Regions from separate parts of the Homo sapiens genome. Here region 2 is linked to region 1. The links are chromatin contacts, found by POLR2A ChIA-PET in ENCODE. All regions are on one chromosome and are shown on one strand. Each heading gives the region's core, a stretch centred on a gene start or an enhancer-like site at or near the end of the contact. The rest is flanking DNA. Distances are from core to core; before and after follow the strand shown.

The links. ChIA-PET counts read pairs that join two places held with the same protein, here RNA polymerase II (POLR2A).
Region 2: POLR2A ChIA-PET joins it to region 1 with 10 read pairs in PC-3. The contact joins two enhancer-like sites. POLR2A ChIA-PET finds 5 or more read pairs at or near these places in 4 of 52 experiments (BJ, OCI-LY7, PC-3 and 1 more).

What each region holds. Positions count from the first base shown.
Region 1 is chr11:125,404,616-125,412,160 of GRCh38, forward strand. It overlaps PKNOX2 (PBX/knotted 1 homeobox 2), which reads left to right. Exons shown (of 13, transcript NM_001382323.2): 8 at 5,581-5,710; 9 at 6,164-6,261; 10 at 7,131-7,250. Among named protein-coding and RNA genes, the nearest start is that of FEZ1, 88 kb to the right of the region's middle. RefSeq lists an enhancer at 4,139-5,338. Within about 2 kb of position 3,861, at least 4 of the 41 ENCODE cell types and tissues checked have a DNase peak (open chromatin) inside an H3K27ac peak, as active enhancers do.
Region 2 is chr11:125,449,956-125,456,722 of GRCh38, forward strand. It overlaps FEZ1 (fasciculation and elongation protein zeta 1), which reads right to left. Exons shown (of 10, transcript NM_005103.5): 6 at 5,880-6,151; 7 at 4,175-4,255; 8 at 2,379-2,454. Among named protein-coding and RNA genes, the nearest start is that of FEZ1, 43 kb to the right of the region's middle. RefSeq lists an enhancer at 1,457-1,576. Within about 2 kb of position 2,861, at least 13 of the 41 ENCODE cell types and tissues checked have a DNase peak (open chromatin) inside an H3K27ac peak, as active enhancers do.

The sequences.
Region 1 (7,545 bases), core at 2,611-5,110:
CACACATCACACACACACAAACACACACACACCACCACACACAGGAATACACCCACAGCCTTAGGCCAAAGTCAGACCACACATGTATCTCGCATGTACCATGCACTTAACATTGCGCTAAGCAGTTTCGGGGAATTCAGAGAAAGACCCCTCTTTCCCTCAAAAAGCCTGCCACCAAGCTAGGGAAAGACGACGCCTGCATTAGAGAGAACCATTCTGTTGTGTCCAGTATGTAAGGCAGATGGGAGGCTTTGAAGAGTCCAGAGGACGGGCCGCGGCTGTGCCCTGGAGAGGTCAGGACAAGCTTTCCAGCAGAAAGGAGACATTCAGAACCGACCCCCACCCGCCCCGAGCCCAGGCAGGGGAGCCGCCAGCACGCGCCTTCTGGGAGGCTTTGGTGAGTGTGGTCTGAGCCGGTGGATCAGCAGAGACCTCTAGTGGCCGGGGGGAGGATGGCAGGTGGCTGGGGCTGGCTCCGCACTGCACCCCACTCCGGCCACCGACTCACCGTCACCCACCCTCCCACACAATCCTTAGGAAATGGCATGGGCTCTTTTACAGTCCTCAGCTGGAAGGATCTTTGCCAGGCCATCCCGTTCATTCCCCTGTTTCACAGGCATCCAAGTAAGATAAAAATTCCACCTATTTCAAAACAGCTTAAACAGAAACTTTTCTGTCATTTATCTCCTTCACTCCTTCATGTCTTTGTCCCATTCTGGTTTCTTCCAGGAATTCCTTCCTTGAGTGGAAATGAAGTCTTCCTTGAGTTTCCCAGGGCAGTTCAAGCCCTTTCCCTATTAAAAATGAAGCACGGTGGCTCACAGGGACAGACAGCTCTTCCTGGGCTGACGTGAGACCGCTGTGCATTCATGTGGGCCCCTGCACCCCCCACTTCCAAAAGTCATTCCACAGCTTCTCATCGTTTCTTAGTAAGGCCTTCCTTTGGAACAAGTCATCTTTCTGCTGTTCCAAATGCAATTTGGAGTAAAACTCCCCTGGGGACCACTGAGGTCTGTGAAGAATGAGTGGCAGTCGCAGTTCCAGGGTGTTGCAGCTGGCCCAGAGGATGGTGCTCGGGAGGCACCAGTTCTCTGCCATTCCAAACCCAAAGCCCTGCCTTGCTCTGCCCCTCCTGAGAGGCTCCTGCTTCTGAGTCTCAATCAACAGCACACAAGGAACAGGAGTGGGGCCGCTTCCAGGGGTGCCCATGGAGCCCGGCGTGTTGGTTTTCATCTGATTCCCAGGCCTCAGGCAGTTTCCAGAGGCTTGGGGACACCACGGCTGTCTTCCTAGTGGAACAAAACGAACAGAATTCTTGGGCTGGATAACCAGCTGTCATCCCCAGGTTCCTGGATAATTCCAGCAGGGATGTGAGGCTCTGGGTGCTGAAAAAAGTAACTAGAACCGTACCAAACACTCTTCTCACTTCCATCTGGGTGCTAAGGAGCCTAGAGGGGAGCAACTCTGTGTCTAGACACAGTGGCATCTACCTGGGTTTGGAGTCTGATAAGCCCTGAGGGGAAGCTGTCAAAAAGCTAATAATACTGTGTGCTTAGCCAACATGTGCTCCCCACGGGGTTTCCACCGCTGCTCTGGAAGTTCCTTCCTCAGAAAAGAGAGTCAGACCCTCCTTGTCTCCATTCCACGGCTCTAGAGACTAAGCCTGGACTGGAAATCGCAGCCAAGTGGAGTTGTGGGGCTAGTCAGAGACGATGCTTAGGATCCTGGGACTCGACCATTGCCCAGGAACATCTCAGACAGGGAGACATGTAGCCAGGTTTGCACAACTCTGCCTGCGTGCGCAACCCCAGCTGAACCCCTTCCATTGCTACGTAAAGAACTCAAGTGGCTTGAAGGCTTCTAGGACAGGTTTTTAAATCCCAACTGTACGACTCCCTAGTTGAGTGACCTTAGCCAAGGGAAGTGGGAAATAAATTATTGGATGGCTAAATGTGCCAGGCACTGTGCTTGCATTGGAGCCTGTCTGACCCCGAAGCACATATCCTCTCTCTGTGAGCACTCGTCCTACACTCAGAGCCAGAGGCCTTAGGCTGGAGGCACAGTTATTTGACTCTGGGAAGTCACTTCCATCCTCTCTGGACCTCAATCTCTCTTCAGGCAAATAGGACAGTCCTGCTGACCCCATGGGGTGATGGTGACATTAAAATGGAACAGCGTGGTGAAAGCTCTCTCATACTCAGCGTGTACGATCTTTGGGACCATCACAAGGAAGTTTTTAGAAATATAGATTGCTAGATGATGGGTGAGGGTCTTGACCCAGTGGCCCTGAGAATCTATGTCTAAAAAAAAAAAAAAAAAAAAAAAAAAAAAGCACACTCAAGGCAGGTTTGTGAAGCAGCTCATGTTTACAGATGTAAGGGATGAATATCATTTCCCCAGACCTCCGGGATGCCAAAATTTTGCTTCCTCTTCCCTGCCCCACCTAAAACGTTGCCAGTCCCAGCCCTGCCCTTGGACTCTATCTCTGAAGGTTTTTATTTTATTCCTTCACTGATAGAATCTGGCTGCCTCTCAGCACCTTCCAGCCAAAGACCCAGGGAAGGGAGAGAAGGGTAGGAAAGAGAAGGCTCTGATCCAATGCATAAATTGCCCTTAGTTACCCAAATTGGGTAAATTGGCATGGAGGGTATCCAAGCCACAAGGTGGAGAAGCAGCCAGGGTCTGAGTAAGCAGACGAAGCATCCAGGTGGTGGCTCACCCTCTGCCTTTGGCTAGGAAACAATGTGTGTTGGTTGAATCCCAAGGGACACATCTTGTATTTATTTTACTGACTTTGCTTGTATTTTTCTAACCTTGTTGGGTACTTTTTTGGGGGTGAAGAAAGTCTAGGACAACCTTTTATGTTTGAAATTCTCAAATATCCCTACCAGAAGAGGCACAGGCTAGCATGGATGATTCCAAACAAGGGATTGAGAAGTCACTTCCACTGGTTTTAAGGTGAATGGCATGGAGGTACCCACTCCCCCATTAAATTTACCTTCAAGCCTGGTGTGGTGGCTCACGCCTGTAATCCCATGACTCAGGAGGCTCAGGTGGGAGGATTACATGACCCCAGAAGTTTGAGACAAGCCTGGGCAACAGAGCAAGACTCTCTACCCTGTCTCAAAAAACAAACAAAAAAAAAAGTAAATTTACCTTCCGAGTTTGCTTCAGCTTCAAATATAATATCAGCACGGTTTACACACCATGAGAATGGTAGGCTGGGATGTTGGAACAAGGAGAACTCAAACTCAGAGCAGTCTCATCGCTGAAAACTCAGGCGTTGAGGGTCCCGGTGTCACATGCACTGTATACATAAGGAGATGAGGCCCACAGAAGGGTGGTGACGAGATTGCCTTTCCTCCAGTGCCCACGCTGCTTCTGGACTTCTGAGTTTTAGTTGTTTTTATCTGTTCACCTTGCCTGCAATGATGATTGGTTGACCTGCAGGATTCAAGGAGCATTTGCAGCCCAGAACCGGTGTAGGGGGCATTTGTGGGTGAAGGAGATCTGTGTTCTAGTCCTCTGGCTGCTAACGGGCTGTGTGGCCTTGGGAAGTCCCAGGCATCTCTAAACCTCAGTGCCTTATTTGTACTTCAGGGAGGGGAAATGTGTGGCTTCCAGGGGCTCTTCCAGTTTCTAGGCTTCTGCATGGCAGACTCCATTTTAGACTGCGACTGCAGGAACAGAAAGGCCAAGAGCTCTGCTCAAAGTATAAGCTTCACGGGCTAGGCGGCTCCCACGGGGCCCCAGGAAGGGGAAGCCAAGGCAAGAGCTGCCCCCTCTGTTCCCCAAGGTCACAGCAGCAGAGGTGAGCTCAGAATAGAAGCAAGGCCTCCATCGCCCCACCCACCCGGAGGAGCCACACCAGGAGGCCCGTGCGGCAGGTGGGTGGGAGGAGGGCGTGCTTGGCTCCTCTCCTCCTGGCGCTGCTTATTTATAGGAAATACTCCTCCAGCTCTTGGGCCAGAGACAACCCAGGAGAGTAAAAAAAGGCAGCTCTGGAGGAGACGCCAAGGGGGATTTAATCAGCTGAATCGAGTGAGATGTATAAATCAGTGCCGACTTCCACTTCCTGACAGGCTCTGCCAGGTTCTGTGTTGTCAGGGTCTGGGAGGAGATTCGCCATGGCTGTCCCCCGGGCTGTAACACTTTCCCTTCGTTGCTACAGGTAGGCAGTCACTGGCTCGAGGTTTCCTCCAAACACAGATTTCCGGGCTCAAAACCCTAGACTTGCCCTGGAGGCTGAAGACCCAAGCTTCTTCAAGTCCTAAAACAAAAACCGGGAAGCTGGGGCCTTCTTTTTTGCCCCATTTTGTCTATTTCCTTGACCATTTACCTGTCTCTAAATCCTTGCAGTTCACGCCTTACGATTCCAGCATTTGAGCATGGGAATGTCGCCGAAATGGCCATTGGACCTGTTAACTGGTTCAAGCCCCGTCTTCAGATGAGGAACCGTGGCTAGGAGGAGCTAAGAGACTCAGGCAGGCCTCCTGAGGCTCCCACACTTCACTCGCTGCCTTTTTTCTTCTCCGAACCTAGAGACCCTAACCTCTCCCACATCCTATTCCTTCCTCACAAATTCTCTCCAAGCACCCAGCCTCCCAGTGCAGGCTCCCCAGAAAGCAGGGAGGGCTCCACAGCAAGTCCAAGGACTTCTTTACCCAGCTGTTAACTAGGAATGGTGAGGAGAGCAGAGGGCCAGGAAAACATGTCTTACCTGCCTGGGCTAACGCAAAGAAAAGCGGCAAAGGTTCCGTGCTGGTCGGCAGTGTGGGGAGAGGAGAGTCTGTTTCCAGTGGAATCCTGTGGGCAGCCTGAGGAAGAGAACAGGATCGATGCCATGTGCCGAAGGTGGCTGAGGCTCATATGAGACACCCTTAGAAGACAGGTTATGGGAAGGCTAGGGCGGCTTTCATTTGCTTATTTAACATGTATTTTAGTATCCTGAGCTAGGTGCTAAGGATACAAAGGTGAGAGCTGGAGGCTGCTCTGTGTGTGCAGCCTAGTGTGACAGGCCTGTGATGGAGGTGTGTGGAGAGCAGCCGGGGGACGGGAAAGCATCAGGAGACAAGCGTCGCTGAAGGATGAGCAGGTGCCGACCAGGTGAAGCCATTTTCTCAGACCCGGCTGACAGTGGAATCACCTGGGGAGCTTTTAATAACCCGGAGCCCATTGAATATGATGGATCTGATCAAGAAAAAATCCAGAGCCCAGGACACACTCCTGAACAATTAAATGAGACTCTCTGAGATTGGAACCCAAGCATCATTACTGGAGATTTCAAAGTACAGCCAAGGAGGAGACCATGGGGGTTATCAGATAATTTGTGCCTTAGGTTTTCAGGGCAATGGAATGGTTAAATGGGTGACTCTTTTTGTTTTTGTTTTTTTTAATTGAGCCTTCTTATTCACCCTTTCTAGGAAACCAAGAGAGTTGCCTTCTGGACCTGGGTCTGGGGAGGAGCTAGAAGGAGGGAGGGGGGCAGGCAGGAAGGGGAAAGGACGGAAGAGGACTCTGGGGCTGTAGGGTCTAAGCTCTCAGTGTCATTGTCACAAACCACGCCTCCCTCACTGCCAGGACCTCCTGCAGAATTCCCCCAATTCCATGTCCGGAGTCTCCAATAACCCCCAGGGGATTGTGGTCCCAGCCTCAGCGCTCCAGCAGGGCAACATCGCCATGACAACCGTCAACTCACAAGTTGTGTCAGGTCGGTGCAAAGACTGGGAAGGGTGATTGTGGGAATTCCCTGGGAGGAGAAAGGGTGGCCCCGAGGCGGTTCCAGGGGTGGGGGTTGTCCTCCACCGAGGGAGGGGCTCCCAGCTCAGTTTCTTGACTAAAGTTTTCTGTAAGTTTATAGACGGTTAGCGCCAAGACCCAATTGTGATGGTTTAGAACAAATTTGGGTCAAAATCTCATGAGCCCCTGAGAGGACCAAGTAAGGCTGTTGTCCCTTCCCCGAAGCACCTCCCACCAGAGGCTCTGTCCTAGGCTCTAGACACCATCCCCCACCCACCCATAAAGCAGAAAGCCATAGCTCGCTACCCAAGGGCTCCAAGTAGAGGGTCTTTACACATGAGTGCCAAATGAACTGGGAACCCTGCTTGCCCTCGCTCCTACCCACTCCCATGGCAGGGGACCCCAAAACTGGTTGTCTCCTCAGGTGGAGCCTTATACCAACCGGTTACCATGGTAACCTCCCAGGGTCAGGTGGTCACCCAAGCAATCCCCCAGGGAGCCATCCAGATCCAGAACACACAGGTGAGTGTGTGTAGGTGTGTGCACATGTGCATGGTGTGGGCTAGGGCACCTGTAATCGCTTCTTATCTGCCAGGCACTTTACACGGGTGACTCATTGAATCCTCATCATCCTCTAAGAGGTATCATTACCCCTACTTTACAGATAAGAAGCTGGGTCTTGGAAAGGTTTTATCAACTCCTGGGATTTTGCTGCCTCCCTCCTGGGGTTACATCAAAGGATCCTGCACTTCCTATTCCTGTCTGCAGACTGAGCCGCTGTGTCCCTCAGTGGTAGAGAGTGCACACACAAAGGAAGAGTAGAAAGATCGGAAGTCAGAGTCTGGGATCTGACATTAACTCTGGGATCTCTGATAAGTCACCTAACCTCTCTGAGCCTCAGACTTCTTATTGATAAAAGGGGGATTAATAGCAACTGCACACAGCCTAGCCAACCTACAGGGCTGCTGTGAGAATGAACCACAGCGATGGATAGGAAAGTGCTTTGCAAACTGTAAAGTACCACAGAAATGCTGATAACTACTTGACAGCTTATGGCAAATTCATATCTTCTCCTGTTCTCTCTGCATGGCCCTGTTTCCTCTGTCTTTCTCTCTCTCTCTCTCTCTCTCTCTCTCTCTCTCTCTCTCTCTCTCTCCCCCCCTTCCCCATCTCTTCCTCCTTGTCCTTCTTCCCTTCTCCCATCACCCAAGCCTCACCTCCACTCTCTGAGGGGCTGGCATGGGCTGAGAGGGAAAGGTGACCTCCCCAGGGCCCTAGGAATGAGCCGGGAAAGGGGCTGGCAGCCAAGCCTGCCGTCGCTATGGCAACAGGTCCCCAGCCGCTGCCCTCACAGGCTGCTGATGCTGATTTTCTCTCCACGTGCCCTGAAGGTTAACCTTGACCTCACCTCCCTCCTGGACAATGAGGATAAGAAGTCCAAGAACAAACGAGGAGTCTTGCCCAAGCATGCCACCAATATAATGCGTTCTTGGCTCTTCCAGCATCTCATGGTGAGTGTGTGTGTCTTGGGGGTGTGGAGTCCCGGCATGGGGTATGAATAACCCACCGTGTGGGTACCAGACTCTGCTGTCGGCTCCAAACCCACAGACAGAGGGCGCGGCCTCGGGGAGAGCTCTCTGATAGGAATGACATCTGGAGTCCAGGCCAGGGGGGCTCAGGTGGGGCCTAAAGCTGGAGACCTTCTCCAGTACCTGCTGCTGTTGCTATCTGGAAAAAATGTGGCAACACATGGGGTAATGGGGACAAGTGCATGCTCAAGAGTCAAGTGCTGGGCAGGTGTGTCAC
Region 2 (6,767 bases), core at 1,611-4,110, 44 kb after region 1:
TATTTCTTCTGTATCTTTAGACATGTATTCATCTCAGCTTAAGTGGATTCTAGGGGGTCCTGGTTTCTTCTGGGTTTTTTTTTTTTTTTGAGACGGAGTTTCACTCTTGTCATCCAGGCTGGAGTGCAGTGGTGCGATCTCAGCTCACTGCAACCTCCGCCTCCCGGGTTCAAGCGATTCTCCTGCCTCAGCCTCCCAAGTAGCTGGGATTACAGGCGTGCACCACCACATCTGGCTAATTTTTTGTATTTTTAGTAGAGATGGGGGTTTCACCATGTTGGCCAGGCTGGTCTCAAACTCCTGACCTCAGGTGATCCACCCGCCTCGGCCTCCCAAAGTGCTGGGATTACAGGCGTGAGCCACCATACTCGGCCTGTTTTATTTTTTTCTGCATTTTTAGACATGCCTTCATTTCAGCTTAGTTGTCAAGAACACTTTGCAACTGAGCATAAGCAGACTAAATGCCACACCACGAAGATCACGTAAAAATACAATAATTGCTCTTGCCAATACGTATCTAAATTAATCTCCAAAATCTAAAATTTACAAGGATTGGCTAGTCGCAGGAGCTGGTCTTTGGCCTATGTACTTAGTTCAAAGAGTAGAAGAGAGAAGAGGCATTGTTCACAAATTCATATGAGGATCTGCCAAAAAAGAGAGGCTTCATAACCTACAGGAGAATTGGTATTCAGAAAAGATGGCAGGTTTTTTTTCTAAAAGCAATAAAATGTTGGAAGGTAGTATATCCACATGATAGAAGAGATAGCCATAAAAAGAACATTAACAAAGTGTTAACTAATGTGACTAAAATCATGACACAAAATTTTACAGCCAGTATAATCTCAACTATATAGAAAAGATACAAAATATTAAGTCTGAAAAGCACCAAAATGGTAACCATAGTGGAGTAGACAATGAGTTATTTATTTTTCTTTGTTTGCTTTTCCTTATTTCCAAAGTAGTCTAAATGATGGATATACTCTAGCTATAATTTTTTTAATGAACTTAAAAAATGTAAACAAAACCACTCAAAATAGAAAAAAGTCTGTTTCTTAATTAAAATGAAAAGATTTCACACTGAATTCCTGAATGGGTATCTGCAACAAATTAATAGCTATTTATTTTTTTGAGCTATGATAGAATACTTTACATATATCAACCTTCATAATTTGTCCAAATTACTTTCCAAATGTAACTTGTGTGAAAACACAAACATCTATAAATGTCAGTTCATCTCTATTTTCTCCCTTAAAAAAAAAGAAACTTAGTGCATATTTATGCAAATAAAGGAGTTTACAATGAGTTAAGGACAAGTCACTGTACTTTGATTTTAAAATTCCTGATTCTCAAGGACACAGTGTCTATTGATGCAGGCATGATGTAGGCAGGATTTCTGTTTGCCAGAACCTCCTGCTTTCACTCTCCAAATTGACAAAAAATGAAACGTTTGGTCACCTTCAGCACCAGGCCCCAGCAGGTATCCATCCTCCTCAGCTGAACAGAAGCTCAACTTCCCCTCTCCTTGGGTATCCAGTAGCCCCGCACTGGCCCCTTCCCTCCAGAACAGGCTGCAGTGGGCGGGGCCTCGTTAGCTGTCACTCTCTGCAGGGCACGGTTGCCAAGGAAATGGAATTTCCCTCGTGATCCTCTGGGCCTGTCACCACATCTCAGCCTAGGATTTTTCTCGTCCTAAGAGGGCCAAGCTGACACTGATGGCTAACACCATGTGCCCCCCAGCCCTTTGGGGGTCGTACTGTTTGATGTATATAAACAGTTACTGTCTACAAAAGGCTCTTTGTTACACACTGTTTTCCCTCATAGTTCAGAATGTTTATTAATATTTGACAATAGAGCAAAGTGGAGGAGAGGAGGCAGTCACTTCCTGGAAGGAAAGCTGGACTCTATTTTTTCCAGTCAGCCTTACCCCACCCAAGAAACCTTGCTTCTCATTAAAAATACAGCCAGACCCAGAGACCAGGCGCCCTGCTTCAAGGGGCACAAGTGCCGACCAGGCAACCTCAAGTTGCAGGGAGAGAGAGAACAGGGAGGCAGAGGATGCCAAGCCTTGGGAACTGCAGGGGAAAACAAAAAGTCCCCTGCACCAGCACCCCAACCTCTTTCACCAGCTCATTTTTTTTTCCCCCAGCAGGCCTCTTCCCTTATGGGAACCAGGAGAAAGAAAAAACAGCTCTGGTTATCACTGCAGAGTATTTTAATTTTACACTGTGCGGGAGGATGTGACGCAGTAATTTGGAGGGTATTTTGGCCCATGTAAACCTGCTTTGAGGAGTCTCGGGCCTGCGGCACGGAGGTACAACGTACAGGCAGGAAGGGAGAAAAAGGAGCCACTGATCTGGCTGAGAACAAGAGGAACTCACTGTTTGTCAGCATCTGCAGGTCTTCCACTGAGGGAGGAGAGGCTTTCTTCTCGTAAGGAATGACTGTGTTCAGATACTGCAAGACAAACAGCATGCAGGGGGCTTGAGACAGAAGACATGCTTCCTCTGGGTTGAGATTTAGCCTTTCTCTAAGACACACACTGCAAATCTGACCTTCTCTGAAACATTCATGGTCACTGGTACGTCACTGTTTCAGAACTTCTTACCCCTCTTTAGGGAATGTCTCTTTAAAAGTAAGACTTTCCCACATTTCTCTCCATCCCAACTTCTAGATTCTTCCTACACTACAAACTTCTCTGTTATTTAGGAATCCTGGGGAGCTTTTTCTCCTTTAGACTGAAAGCAGAGAATAAATCCAAGGGGATTATATTTTCTTATTCTTTGCAGTGCAATTTGAGAAGGAATTGTTTGTCTTTTGTCAAAAAAGATATGCAAGAGAACCTCAACCCCGCCCAGGGTCTCTGATGTCAGATTTGCTCCCTCTGCTGGATGTCAGGTGCTCCTACAACAAAACCAGCATCAGGGCCTAGTGGGCTGTCAAAGGAGTCTCAAGGAAGCCTGAGGTGGTGAGTGCCAGAGCTCTAGATCAAAGCTAAGAAGCTCACTTTTTTTTTTTTTTTTGAGACAGAGTCTCGCTCTGTCACCCAAGCTGGAGTGCAGTGGCTTGATCTCGGCTCACTGCAACCTCCACCTCCCGGGTTTAAGCGATTCTCCTGCCTCAGCCTCCCAAGTAGCTGGGATTACAGGTGCCTGCCACCACACCTGGCTAGTTTTGTATTTTTAGTAGAGATGAGGTTTCACCATGTTGGCCAGGCTGGTCTCGAATTCCTGACTTTGGGTGATTTGCCCACCTCGGCCTCCCAAAGTGCTGGGATTACAGGCGTGAGCCACCGCGCCCGGCCAGAAGCTCACATTTTAGTCTTGGCTTTGCCACTGACAGTGTGTGTGGCTTTGGAAAAATGCCTTGAATCTCCAGGCCATAGTTCTCACTGCCATAAAACAAGAGGACTGGGATCGATGCTGCTAAAATCTCTTCCCCTTCTCTAGACTCTCTAGAATTCTAGAGTTCTAGAATTCTAGCACTTAGAATTCAGCTACAAATATGTTTAAAACATATACACTTTCATGTACACTCATTCCACCATCTCAAACTTTCTGTTCACGTGCCAGCCATGTCTATTAGATTATACACTCCATGAGGACAGGGGTCAGGACTTTTCACCTTTGCACCTGAGGGCTTAACAACAGAGCTTAGCACATAGCAGGCGCTTGATAAAAGTTGTGAATGCTGTCTTAATAACCAGAAATGCAAGCTATGTCACAGGGAAATTACTGAGCCAACAAAAAGCCACAGCATGGGTTCCAACCAGAGCTGGGAAGCTGCAGAGGCAGTCTTAGTGGGAATGGCTTGGCAGGTGATCCAGTGTGGTGGAAAGTTAACTAAACTCTAGGATGGGATCTATCATCAAATGGACTCCCTCTTAATGCATTTCATCCTTAAAACAACTTAATTCTTAGACCTACAAGCAGTGTTGAGTTTTAAGTCTTGCCCATGTCCTAGAACACTAGAGCTCAAAAAAAAAAAAAAAAAAAAAGTTTGCCTTTTAAAAAGATATTCTCTGTTCCTCCTTAAGAGGAGAAAAAAGTGTTAGGACCCCTAACCCCCTAAATAAATGCTGGGATAATTCTGGTGAGTCACTGTCCCCCTGCGTTGCTGGGGAGGCCAAGCTGCAGGAGTCTAGGAAGAGAGCTTGGAGCAGGGAGACTACGCGTACCTGTTTGTCAGTTCCTGAGGAGCCAAAGGTCTGGCGGATGCCACTCTGCAGAATGTTGGAGATGCCTTCCATGCTGAAGCGCTGTGGGGGAGAGAGACTCAAGAAGGGCAAATGCTTCTTGCTACACTGTCACCACACCCAGGGACCTCTCAGCTACCAGGCTGTCCCAGATAACGCCCCAGGGTTCTGTGACTAGACAGTAAGTGTAAGACACTGGCTTACAGAGACAGGCCAGAATTGAAGCCTGAGCTTTGCAAGAATAAACAGAGTCTCAAGAACTCTTATCTTAGTAAGTCCCTCAGGGCTACAAGACCCCTCTGCATCCCCCAGTTTTCCTCCTTTTATCCTCCATCATGCAAATAGAAAAATAAAGCAGTTCAGTCAAACTTAAATGAACCATGATGCAAAGATCTTAGGGGAAAACAAAATGTTCAGCTATCAGAAGAGGCTGTCTTAAAGCAACTGTCCTGATGGGGGAAGTTTTTTTCAAAATGTACATGCGGAGAACTAATTCCATAGGTCTGTGATAGAGCCTAGGGAAAGGCATTTTGAAAAAAACTCCTTAGATAATTCTACTGAGCTCCCCTGATTAAGAAGCATGAGTGGCTGGGCGCAGTGGCTCACACCTGTAATCCCAGCACTTTGGGAGGCCGAGGCGGGGAGATCACGAGGTGAGGAGTTTGAGACCAGCCTGACCAACATGGTGAAACTCCGTCTCTACTAAAAATACAAAAATTAGCCAGGCGTGGTGGTGTGAACCTGTAATCCCGGCGACTCAGGAGGTTGAGACAGGAGAATCGCTTGAACCCGGGAAGCAGAGATTGCAGTGAACCGAGATCGCACCACTGCACTCCAGCCTGGGCAACAGAGTGAGACTCCATCTCACCAAAAAAAAAAAAAAGAAAAAAAAAATGAACCATGAGAACCAGGGGTTTGGGTTAAACCCAAAAATAGAACAATAGAACAATAAGGCATCTGGGGCCAGGCACGGTGGCTCATGCCCGTAATCCCAACACTTTGGGAGGCCAAGATGGGCAAATCACCTGAGATCAGGAGTTTGAGACCAGCCTGGCCAACATGGTGAAACCCCATCTCTACTAAAAATACAAAAATAATCCAGGAGTGGTGGCATGAACCTGTAATCCCAGCTACTAGGGAGGCTGAGACAGGAGAATTGCTTGAGCCCAGGAGGCGGAGGTTGCAGTGAGCCGAGATGGTACCATTGCACTCCAGCCTGGGCAAAAGAGTGAGACTCTGTCTCAAAAAATAATAACAATAATAATAAGGCACCTGATCATTTTCAATCACTGAAACACCTTAGCACGCCCTAAAGAGACCAGTCAGGACTGGAACCTGGGACACAAGGAGGGATTTGGACCCAGAATTCTGAGGCCCATCTCAAGACTCCCAACACGAAATACCCTCACTCCACTTTCTTTAAGGTCTTGCCTACAGAGAACACAAGCCAAATTCAATTATTTCCTAATGTACACACTGTCTTCCTGGGTTAGACTGTGAGCCCTTTGGGGGAGTGGAGGAGATAGGTGATATCTTCTCCCTTTCTGACCCCCTGTCTGTCACAGTGTGCTGCTCACCACCACTGCTCGGTAAACGTTGATGAGTCCCCTGCAGGGTTGGTAGGGCACTGAAACGGGCAGGGTTGGAGGTTGGAGGCACCCAGTCTTCCACCTGGTTGTTCACCTACCTTGAGAGGCATCTGGTTTCCCTTCTCTATCCGGCTGCTCTGCAGGCTCAGCCCTTTCTCTTTCCGCCTCTTTTTCATCAGTTCTCGCTGCTCCTTCTGCTTGTTCTGAACCTCAATAAGCACCGTGATAAAGGAGTTCTTCACTTCCTTCTCAAACTCCAGCTCGTCCCGGCGGGCCAGCTGCTGCACCAGCTCCTCCGAGAAGTCACGGATGGCACCCTCCACCTGGTCCAGCAGCTCGGTCAGCTCAGACCCAGACATGTGCCTCAGCCCTGCAGGGGAAGACCGTCTCCCGCATAACACCTGCATCCACACCAGAGCCCGCTGGGGAGGCTCCTGGGGCCACCACCAATCAAGATGGGACTGCCCCTCAGAGGAGATCCCTTCCAACTCCTTAAAGATCCAAGAAAGACCTTCACAATTTACGAGCACGCCAGGAAGGCGGGGGCCTGTGTACTGACTGCAGAAGAGAACACCCCTCTCAGGAAACAAAGGAGGAAGAAGAAACAGCCCACGAGGAAGTCTGTGGACTCTATTCTCAAAAATGGGGATGGTTTGTTCCTTCTATTTTCTATCTGTGTCCATAAGATTCCTTGTGTGAAATGGGTCAAGAATTGGGGATGGAAAAGTGATGGGAGGGAGGTTTTTGTCATCCATACTGAAGAGCAATAGAGACGTTGGTGCTTATTCCCAAGAACTGATCAAGATATAGCATACGGCAACAACAACAAAAAAGCCGACCATCTGAGCCCTTCTTTACATCTCTGGTCCTGTGTCGCAGTGCATGTATTCAAAAATATGTGAAACCTGGAAGATTGGTGACTATGCATGAAAAAATAAAGCCTAGCGGGTTAGCATACGGCAGTCAGCTACTTTCAAAGGAAAGAA